2 separate regions of the Homo sapiens genome follow, and region 2 is linked to region 1. A link is a contact called in ENCODE Hi-C or POLR2A ChIA-PET data. All regions are on one chromosome and are shown on one strand. The core of a region is the stretch at or near the end of the contact, and the rest is flanking DNA. Distances in the headings are between cores, read along the strand shown. Region 1 holds the start of KLHL9 (kelch like family member 9). Region 2 holds the start of FOCAD (focadhesin).

Region 1 (5,338 bases), core at 2,795-5,294:
TCTGCTAAGAGAGAAATTTATAAAATGTTACCAAAGTATGAGTGGGTTTCATGACTAGGCAGTAGAGAATAGGAAACCAGTGAATCAATAAACTCACAACGTGGTGGTTTGCAGACATTCTCTGCATGGCAGCTAAATACACTTCCCTAGAAGCATCCCCATCTGGTCAGAGATGGCCTTTACTACGATGGCCATCCTTGTCCAGCCTTACTTAGGTTTCAGTATTTTTGCACAATTAGCATCCCTGGTGTACGAAGAATGTGATAAATGAGCTCTCTGAGCAGTCATCTACACTCTCTCTGAAGAGTATTTGGATTTTATTTATCCACATTAATAAAGAGAGCCCATTTGTTTGAAAGAAAGAAGTAGGATTTCAAACGCATTTTCCATAAGTTTTAGATGTTCTCAATTGTCTGGCAATAGGAGAAATGTAAAGGAAAATAACAGTTATATGTAAACAAAATCGAGAAAGTTGCATCATAGGGAATATAGCTAACATCTACATAAAGGGTTTATATATACTTTTAAGAGGGGCGTATAAAAGCATAATTCATAAGAACAATAAAAACTACAATTAATGCCATAAAATGAAATCTAAATAGAATTAAGAACAGCAAGTGAAGCAAATGGAAAGGCATTATAGCCCACTAGTACTCAAAAACTATTAAACAATTATTCTTGAAATTTTAGATTATTAAATAAGCAGTAAGACAATATAGCCTATGAAATAAAGTATTAATTTTATATGCTTTGTGCCATTATATCCATTCCCTGAAATCAATCCTAAATAAAAGTTTGTAAAAAGGTTACAAAATTATATCCGATAATACAAACACACATTTTTCTCCAGGTACTACCTTCTTGCTCTTCTTCCACTCACAGATAAACTTCTAAAAGAAGTTTCCATCCACTGTGTCTCCAACCTCTCCTGCTATTTACTCTAGTCAATATATTCCAATCTGGATTTTGCCAAATTAATTCTGGCAAACCAGTCCTTTCTTTTCCTAAATGTAAAACGTCATGTTTTAAACACATTTCTTCCCTTAAACACCCTCTTATCACAATTTTCTCCTGGTTGTCCTCCTATTTTGCTCCTGGATGTCCTCCTATCATTTCATTCACATGCCCTTTTCAGGTTCCTCACTCTGTTCACTACATTAAGATGTAAAGGTCCTCAAGATCCAGGTTTTGGTCTTCTGATTCACTACTCAATTTCTACCAGACCTCATCCATCCTTGGGCCTTCAGGAAAAAGGTATAGCCCAGCTCCCAAATGAACATCTCTAGCCATGCACTCTAAATCCCAGAACTGTGTATCCAATTTTCAAGGCTTAAAGTCTTCCAGTTTCTGATGACAAAAACCACTTTTCTTTTGCCTATGGTTTGAGTTTATGATAGAGTTGAAATTAATTAATTGGTTAATAGTTTTATTTCTCCCTCAGCAAAAAGTTTCAAGAGGGCTGAAGCTGTGTTTCCTTTATTCACTTTTCTATCCTGAAAAGTCACATATCAAGTGTTTCATACAGTGTGAATGGAATGAATGAACTGAACTTCACTTGAGGTTGCAAAACCAACCTTGGCATTGATTTATTGAGTAAGGCCAGGTATGGTGGCTCATGCCAGTAATCCCAGCAGTGTGGGAGGCTGAGGTGGGAGGATTGTTGAGGCTAGGAGTTTGAGGCTGTAGTGAGCTATGAACCTGCCACTGCACTCCAGCTTAGTGACAGAGCAAGACCTTGTGTTTGTTTTTTTTAAATAAACAAATGCAAAATGATCTGAAAGTAAAACTCGAAATAATAAAGAGAATAATTTTCAAAATATAAAGTGAGGGGCCAGGCATGGTGGCTCACGCCTGTAATCCCAGCACTTTGGGAGGCTGAGGCAGGCGGATCACAAGGTCAGGAGTTTGAGAGCAGACTGGCCAGCATGGTGAAACTCTATCTCTACTAAAAATACAAAAAATTAGCTGGGCATGGTGGCGCGCACCTGTAGTCCCAGCTACTCGGGACGCTAAGGCAGGAGAATTGCTTGACCCTGGGAGGCGGAGGTTGCAGTGAGCCGAGATCGCACCACTGTACTCCAGCCTGGGTGACAGAGCGAGACTCCGTCAAAACAAAACAAAACAAAACAAACAAACAAAATATACATAAAGTGAACACTTTTTAATGTAATTAGCACAGTGTTAAAAGTGAACATTTCATACAAGCAAAAATACTGAATACAATAAATGTAGTAGAATCAATAATTAAGTACATGGGTAAATTAATAATATCATCCATGGTGAGCTAATGCCCCTAAGAACTGGATGCTTTATCATACAGTTGCTTGACATTACCAACAAGTATTGTGACAAATTTGATTCAATCATTTCATTATGCAGGCAGAAAAGATAGTCTTTTAAAATAACTAAACATATGGGAATATAATGAAGAGTGTCTATAGTAATCATTTCATGAAGACACAAGTCTGTTCCTAAGCTATTAATCTTACTTGCAAGTTTGATGAAAAAAAGAAGGATCTCATGATTTCTTGCTCCAACTTCCCATGTACAGAGGCTCTCTTCTTTCTTTTCCAGATAGAGACTGATTCCTTGGAAGTAGCTCTTCACAGCATTAGGGAGTTGTCATGGCCTGAGAGAGCCCTTCCACCCCTAACTCATTCAACAAGCAGGGCTCCAGGACTTCCCAATGCTGATAAAAATTCAGTGAATAATTTCTCCAGGCCAGTTTCATTCCAACCAACCTCTTGTGTTGAATAAGGTGACAATCTGCTGGAGCACCTTGTGGAGGACAGTGGTAGTCTAAGCCTTCTGAATTTTGCTGCCATCCCTTGGAAACAATAGAAAACATTCAAAACAGATGAACTGCCCATCAACAGGGCACTGGTTAAATAACTTATGATGTAACAACTCAGAAGGCAACAACAGAATTGTTTAAAAATATAAATAAGCCCTCTACACTAATTCAGGAAGATCTTGAAGTGAAAAAAAAAGATGCAGAACAGTGTACATGGTATGCTATCTTTTACATAAAAACGAGGCGAGTGTAAGAAAAACATGACTACATTCTTACTTTGCATATGCATAAAGAACTAGAAGGATTTAAAAGACAGAAACTTCAAAATTTGGAAAATGGAAGAAATTGTGTCAAAGTATACATTTATTTGTATGTCAAAATTTAAATTTACCACTAATTAAAGAAATGCAAGTTAATAAAATACTCACAAAGGGAAAAGTCAGAAGAAGGGAAAGACACAAACATTGTTGGTGATAATATTTTGGAAATATTGTCTTGGATCAGTATTTTACTAAATATTATCCATAACAGGGCTAAAATTTTGCTACCAGATTGTATAAGTTTACTACCGAGTCTATAAAACAATGGAGGATAAGAAGGTACACATTCAGGAACAAACCAATGGGCAAAGGAAACTATAGTATGTATAGTTATTGGAAAATTATGTAGCCATTTTTAAAATTGTGGAAAACAAAGGCATTTCAAGCCAAAAATTTAGAATATATCATTTACATAATAAAGTAACAATCTAGTAAAGACAAATATTTTGCGTTTGAAATTGTAACAAATTTGAAAATATGAACCAAAATTGTAACTGAAGTATCTACTACATAATGTGGGATAACAATTATTGTTTTGTAGAGGAAAAAAAAAATTAAGCATCCAGGTTTCCTCTCAATTTATACAAATGCCGCATTTCACTGTTATTCAAAAAAACAGAAGCTAGGAAGCGTAAAGCTTTGAAAAATTATGCATTTGGGGAACGTAAGAGCTCAGATATGCGAAAAACTTATATCAAACGTGCAGCATAACACACTTGCTTGCACACATTCTGTCCTATTTGGTCCCACATACAAGGCAGCTCTAAGAGGCCGGGCTGGCGCCCACCCCACACAGCTCCGCTTCCCCAACCCTCGCCCTCCCGCCTCCCGGGTACTTCCTCCCCCTTCCCCACCCCCACCCTCCCGCTGACTGACGAGGTCTGGAGGCCGCGCAGCCGCAGTAGCCGCTAAGGCCGCTCCCACCCCGTGGTATCCTGGGACTAGGCTTTTCCGGAAGGAGCGGCTCGGTGTTGGGGCTAGGCCGGTATTCTAGGCCCAAGCCCAGGCCCAGGCCTGTGTTCCCGGCCCTTGCTCAAAGACAGGCCGGTGGCCGCTGCGACACTCTAGGTACAGCGGAGGGCGCAGCGGGCCGTTCGCTGAGGTGTCCGGACCCGCCGCCGAGCGGGCCGTGGAGCCACAGTACGTGGCGGCGCCTCTTCCTTGCCCGAAGCGGAACTGCTGAAGGAGCGGCAGCGCAGGCCGGACGAGGTGAACCAGGTCATTTAACCGCCTTCAGGTGATGAATCATCTGTCTAATAATCAGATTTGAGGTCCACAGCCCTTTGTGGTCCTGCTACAGGGTGATTTTCAGTGGATGACTGACTGGCGTGGCCCGAGGGGTGCCGCAGTGACTGCCTTCCCTTGATAAGGAAACGAGCTTTCTGTTCTTTCTGGACACCTCGTTACCTGTAAAACATTCCGGTTATAACTTCTTTATCCGGCTTGCATCTCTGTGCAAGAGGAAAGCTTTCACATGAAAGTGTCCCTTGGTAACGGCGAAATGGGCGTCTCTGCCCATTTGCAGCCTTGTAAGGCAGGAACCACACGCTTTTTTACCAGCAATACTCACAGTTCGGTGGTATTGCAAGGCTTTGATCAGCTTAGAATAGAAGGATTGCTTTGTGATGTGACCCTGGTACCAGGTGATGGAGATGAAATCTTCCCTGTTCACAGAGCTATGATGGCGTCTGCTAGTGATTATTTCAAAGCCATGTTCACAGGTGGAATGAAAGAACAAGATTTGATGTGCATTAAGCTTCATGGGGTGAACAAGGTTGGTCTGAAGAAAATCATTGATTTTATTTATACTGCAAAACTTTCTCTTAATATGGACAATCTTCAGGACACACTTGAAGCTGCTAGCTTTTTACAAATATTACCCGTTTTGGATTTCTGTAAAGTATTTCTTATATCAGGAGTCTCTTTGGATAACTGTGTTGAGGTTGGACGAATTGCTAACACCTACAATCTTATAGAAGTGGATAAATATGTTAATAATTTCATCCTGAAGAACTTTCCTGCTTTATTGAGTACTGGGGAGTTTCTAAAACTCCCTTTTGAACGACTTGCATTTGTGCTTTCCAGTAATAGTCTTAAGCACTGTACCGAACTTGAACTCTTTAAGGCAGCCTGTCGCTGGCTAAGGTTGGAAGACCCTCGGATGGATTATGCTGCAAAGTTAATGAAGAATATTCGATTTCCACTGATGACACCACAGGATCTC
Region 2 (4,989 bases), core at 1,847-4,346, 650 kb after region 1:
TAGCAAGAACTCATCTGACCAAAAGGAGATTAGAAGATACCTTCTCCAGTTTAGGAGCTTCAGTGGATGCTTCATTGGTCCCCGGGCAAGTAAAAAGATAAATCTTTAAATAATAGTAATAAACTGACTATCTATGCAAGTTGGATTCTCAATTTCCTTTGGCCTAAAGAAATGTTTTCTTTCATGAACAATGGAAAGCTATACAGTATTTAAAGTCAAGGGTTTTGGAACATCTTCAAAATATATAAAACTAAAGTAACTCAGACTAATTAAATGAAAGCCAATATAAACTTTTAAAATCATAAACACAATTTTATTACTTTCAATATGACCTGAGTAGGGGGAAAAAAAAAAAAAACTATGAGGCCAGAAGTACTTAGAGGGTTACAAAAACTACATTTCAATCCATTGTTTGAAAATAGATGGGCTCTTCCACATCACTTAAAACTTTGTTGTTTCAAATCATTTACATGGAGGAAATTCACAAATATCCCTTGTCCTATCAGCTTAGCAAATCTTGTTTCTTATCATGTGGAAATAGTAACAAAACCTCCATCAATCTATTACTAATTGTGAATCACAGACTTATACTCATATAAGTATACCATACTTTATTATACCATGCATCTCTAGATCTATAGATTTCTCATCTCCTAAAGAAATACTTACTACCCACTTGATCAAAATTTAAATTATCACCCTAATTTTCTTTTTGTGCTTAAACCAAGTTCTTTGTTATACATCAAGAAATACTGATTAAGATCAAGATTTGTTATAGACTAATAATCCTTAAACTATTATTTCCTTACACTTCCTCCAAATATAGTTATTATTTCTCATTGTGGTTTTTTCCCGCTAGAAGGTTAATGTCCTCAGCTCTTGAATTTTCCCCATTAACCTTGCAATCTTGATCAGGTCCATTTCTAGAACTGAAAGATGTAACACCAACGCGGAGGGATCACTTGAGGTCAGGATTTCGAGACCAGCCTGGCCAACATGGTGAAACTCCGTCTCTACTAAAAATACAAAAATTAGCTGGGTGTGGTGGCATGCGCCTGTAATCCCAGCTACTTAGGAGGCTGAGGCAGAAGAATCACTTGAACCTGGGAGGCGGAGGTTGCAGTGAGCCGAGATCGCAGCACTGCACTCCAGCCTGGGCGACAGAGTGACCCTGTCTCCAAACAAACAAAAAAATAGCAAATGCAAAATTTTAAGAAGTTATATTTTCTTAAATTTTCCAAACTCCTAATAGTGATATTAACAATTTAATTCAACTAATCACTTGTGGACAATATCCCAAAAGTATCATGAAGCTAAGAATATTATGTCTCAGACTGTTTCATAAATCATTTTAAACGGGGAAAAAGGCCAAACGATTTACCGGTAAGCACCATCAATCAATCAACAAATGAAAAACTCTGGTTATACGTCCATGAAAATTTTGATTTCAAACTATTTATTACAGGGCGCGAGGCTGTGTTCCGCCTCCTCCAGCTCCTCCTGATAACCTTTTGGTTATCAGGCGTCAACTGGAGACAACAATCAGTTAAAATCCAGTAAATTTGGGGTTAATGAAACAAATGTTAAAATAGATATAATATTGATAAACATTAGCCAAGAGATGGTAACTACCTAACATTGATTAAGTAAGCAAATAATCAAGGCAGAGGTTTTAGCTTCCACTAATCTATAAAAGCAAGTGAAAATGCTTTGAAAATTGCATTTTTATGCAATTGTTTCAATATCATACCTTTGTATGTAACATTAAAAAGCTCATGATTACTTCATTTCAAAATTCAGATGAGTCACAGTGCTTTCTACGCAGGAATTGGATGTGAATCAAAATTGTAAACATGCACTTGCTTGGTAGTCAAAAAGTGAATGTGGACAGATACAATGTTCGTTGACACAGTAAAACATAATCATAAAATGCATCCTGTGTTTTTAAAATAGTTACTTCCTGTTAACACAGTTCAGGAAACATGCCATCTACCCTCCTCTCCTGGAAAATCTCAAAATTATACTAATCCCATTCCTCTTCTTACAGATAGGCCACTGAAACCTGGAGTCATTACTGATACAGTTATCAGGATTACACCCTCAGAGCCACGATGGTTTCAGGGATACTAGAACCTGAAAATAACAAAAAAAAAAAAAATTTCCAACTCAAATCTAGACAATAAAACTAACATATAAACTGGAATAAAACGCAGGAAATGCCGATTTTAATACCTGGTATGAGGCTGACCATTAAGGCATCCATCAAAAAAGTTTGGAATGTATGAATGAATGACTGCATGAAATTGGCAGGATTTCATTCATTTCAAAAGCTCCAAATTCAGGAACCACACTGAGATATCAGGACGCCACAGCTGAAACTAAAACTCATGAAGGGTAAATGCAACATAACTGCACGTCTCCACGCGTTAGCTGCTGCGAAAATTTCAAAACATACATCTAACATACTCTTTCTTCAAGTAATTGCCGCAAGTGCGGACGGAGCCAGAGAACTAGGAGACTGAAAACAGGCCCTGCTCACCCATAAGCCTTTGCATTATAAGTGGACATGATCTGAGTGAGTCACCGGGAATGAGAAGGAGACAGTCACCCCAGGCCAGGCAGGACGCGGCCAGAATCTCCTGCTCTGCCCCCAACTAGGGAACCGGTCGAAGGAGAGTGGGACGACTGCAACCTGCTGCAGCTAAGTATGCAAGGATCGCGCCGACCGGCTTCCGAGTCGAGATCCCACTAAGTCCCACCGCAGTCACCACAGCCAGCCCTGCCCAGGTATCTCGGAGCTCCGTAACCTCAGAAGGCCTAGTCCTCCAGAAGCTGAGAGCCCCAGCAGGACCGGACGAGGGCAAAAAGCCCCCTCCCGGCTGCCCCTCGCCGCGACGCGGCCCTGCCGCCACATGCTCCACTGCCCCGTCTCCCAGCTCAGCCCCAGCCCCGCAGGGCCTCAGCCGCCCTCCATGCAAGCCGACCGGGCCGCAGGCGGCGCGACCCGGCGGCTCCCGAGCAGGGGTGCAGCGGTGGCAGCCCGCCGCCCCGCACGGCTTACCTCCCTTCTGCCACAAGCTCAGCCCAGCGCCGGCTGCCTGACGTGGCCCGCCCCGCCGCCTCGAACGCCCGGGGGCGGGGACTGCAGGAGAGAGCCAATGGGCTGCATATCGCGAGGCCCTGTTCCGCCTCCTCCGGCTGGGGCCCGCCCTCCCCGGCTCGCGCGCACGCGCGTCTAAGGCCCGGGCCGCGCACTGCGGTTGAAAGGCGGCGTGGGCGGCGGACCCGCGCTCTGCAGCCGAGCTGGTGCGGGGAGGGCTGCGCGCGGGGGCTGGCTGTGGAGCAGCACCGCAGTGAGGAGTTAGCCCAAGGAAAATCAGATTAAAGGAAACTGCCTAGAGATGCCACTGCAGCGTGCCCGGGTAGTCCTGTTGGCAGCCTGCCCCTATGCAGCTTTTGGCAATACAGAACAGCTTCTTGGTATTTGGAGATTTTGTTTCTCGGGGGAAATAAATAATACTGATAACATTAAGGATTCAGAAAATTTAAAGCAGACAGCCGACTTGCCGCGAAGACGCTTCGTTCTTCGCCTAATAGCTACTTGGTGTCTTTACTTCATTTGGCCAACACATAACACTGCAGCTCTCCACGCCACTGTGGTATATCCACTTGTTAGATAGTCCTGAGGTAGTTCTAGCCCAAGTGTTTCTGCTGATCTAATCTGGGGGGAATTGGCGCGAGTAATTATTCTGTTACGATTTTGCGCAATACTTACTGAATGATAAACATGTATTTTCTCGTGGGGCGGGGCAGGGGCTCCCACGTGAGAAGGCTGTAACAGACAGACAGCAGCCACGATGAAACACGCTGAAAAGAGCCAGCAGAAAAAAACGAGGAGAGACTGGTATGACGGAGTGGAATTCCGGTTGTGGATGACAGAATGGAAATTTTACGCAAGATGAAAGAGTTAAGACAAATTACTCTAAAAATATCTGACTTAGTTGTTTCTAAACCCTGGGGCACCCTTAGGAAAAAATAAAAATAAAAAAACAAGTGCCTGGGCCTCATCACTTGGTTGAAAAAGGTCTGCTGCCAGATCTTGACATTGATATTTTTCTAAGTTTCCAAAGTCATTTTAATGTGTAGACAAGAAGTTCTGTTTCTCATTTGTAGGAAGAATTTGGTTCCCCATCACCTCAGAAAAGTAATTATGTATCACAGACCGTTAACAGTTTTCCCAATAACCAACTATGCATTCACCCTCTAAGAATTTATCTAAATTAATCTTGGGGCCAGGTGGGGGGGCTCACACCTGTAATCCCAGCACTTTGGGAGGCCGAGGAGGGCGGAGTTCAAGACCAGCCTAGGCAACGTGGTGAAACCCCATCTCTACTAAAAAAAACATACAAAAATTAGCCCGGCGTGGGGTTGCGCGCCTGCAGTCACGGCTACTCTACTCAGGAGGCTGAGGCAGGAGAATCGCTTGAACCCGGGAGGCGGAGGTTGCAGTGAGCCGAGGTGGCGCCACTGCACTCCAGCCTCTGATGGAGTGAGACTGTCACAATCAATCATTCAATCAATCAATATTGAACCTACTTAAAGTTATTCAACCTCTGTTATCCTTTGCTTCAAAGGAGTTTTATAAGGCTTATAATTCCCTTTTTATGGACTTTGATGATACTCTCTTTCAGTCTTCCAAATGCACCAGTATTTCTTTTAGGACTATTTTAATATTTTTTCTTCTATTCCTATATTTCTTGAGGCTCATTAGTCAAAATTATAATTAAACACATAACTCTGTAAACAGCGCTGTTCTAAGTATATAAATTTATTTAATCCACAGAACAACTTTATGAGGCAGTTACAGTTATTACCCACATTTTATAAATAAGGAACCTGAAGTACAGCAAGTGAAGCATCTTGACCAAGGTCATGCACCTACCTAATGGCCAGGCCAAAACTTGAATCCAAGCACCCTGGTGCTCAATG

The links. Hi-C counts contacts between places; a loop is a spot of excess contacts on that map. ChIA-PET counts read pairs that join two places held with the same protein, here RNA polymerase II (POLR2A). Pooled maps may share reads with other maps.
Region 2: a map of OCI-LY7 shows a loop between it and region 1 (7-fold over the local background). The contact joins the promoter of FOCAD here to the promoter of KLHL9 in region 1. A Hi-C loop is called at or near these places in 2 of 168 maps with a recorded cell type or tissue (CD8-positive, alpha-beta T cell and OCI-LY7) and 13 of 50 pooled maps. POLR2A ChIA-PET finds 5 or more read pairs at or near these places in 2 of 52 experiments (CD4-positive, alpha-beta T cell and OCI-LY7).

What each region holds. Positions count from the first base shown.
Region 1 is chr9:21,334,110-21,339,447 of GRCh38, reverse strand. KLHL9 (kelch like family member 9) reads left to right here and starts at 4,044. Exons shown (of 1, transcript NM_018847.4): 1 at 4,044-5,338. The coding sequence starts at 4,589. It overlaps LOC107987053 (a long non-coding RNA gene), which reads right to left. Exons shown (of 3, transcript XR_001746634.2): 3 at 2,147-2,827. RefSeq lists a silencer at 3,855-4,024 and enhancers at 4,065-4,374, 4,565-4,614.
Region 2 is chr9:20,682,366-20,687,354 of GRCh38, reverse strand. It overlaps FOCAD (focadhesin), which reads right to left and starts at 3,096. Exons shown (of 44, transcript NM_001375567.1): 1 at 3,062-3,096. It overlaps FOCAD-AS1 (FOCAD antisense RNA 1), which reads left to right and starts at 2,605. Exons shown (of 2, transcript NR_121601.1): 1 at 2,605-2,787; 2 at 3,814-4,053. RefSeq lists an enhancer at 2,654-3,394 and a silencer at 2,794-3,493.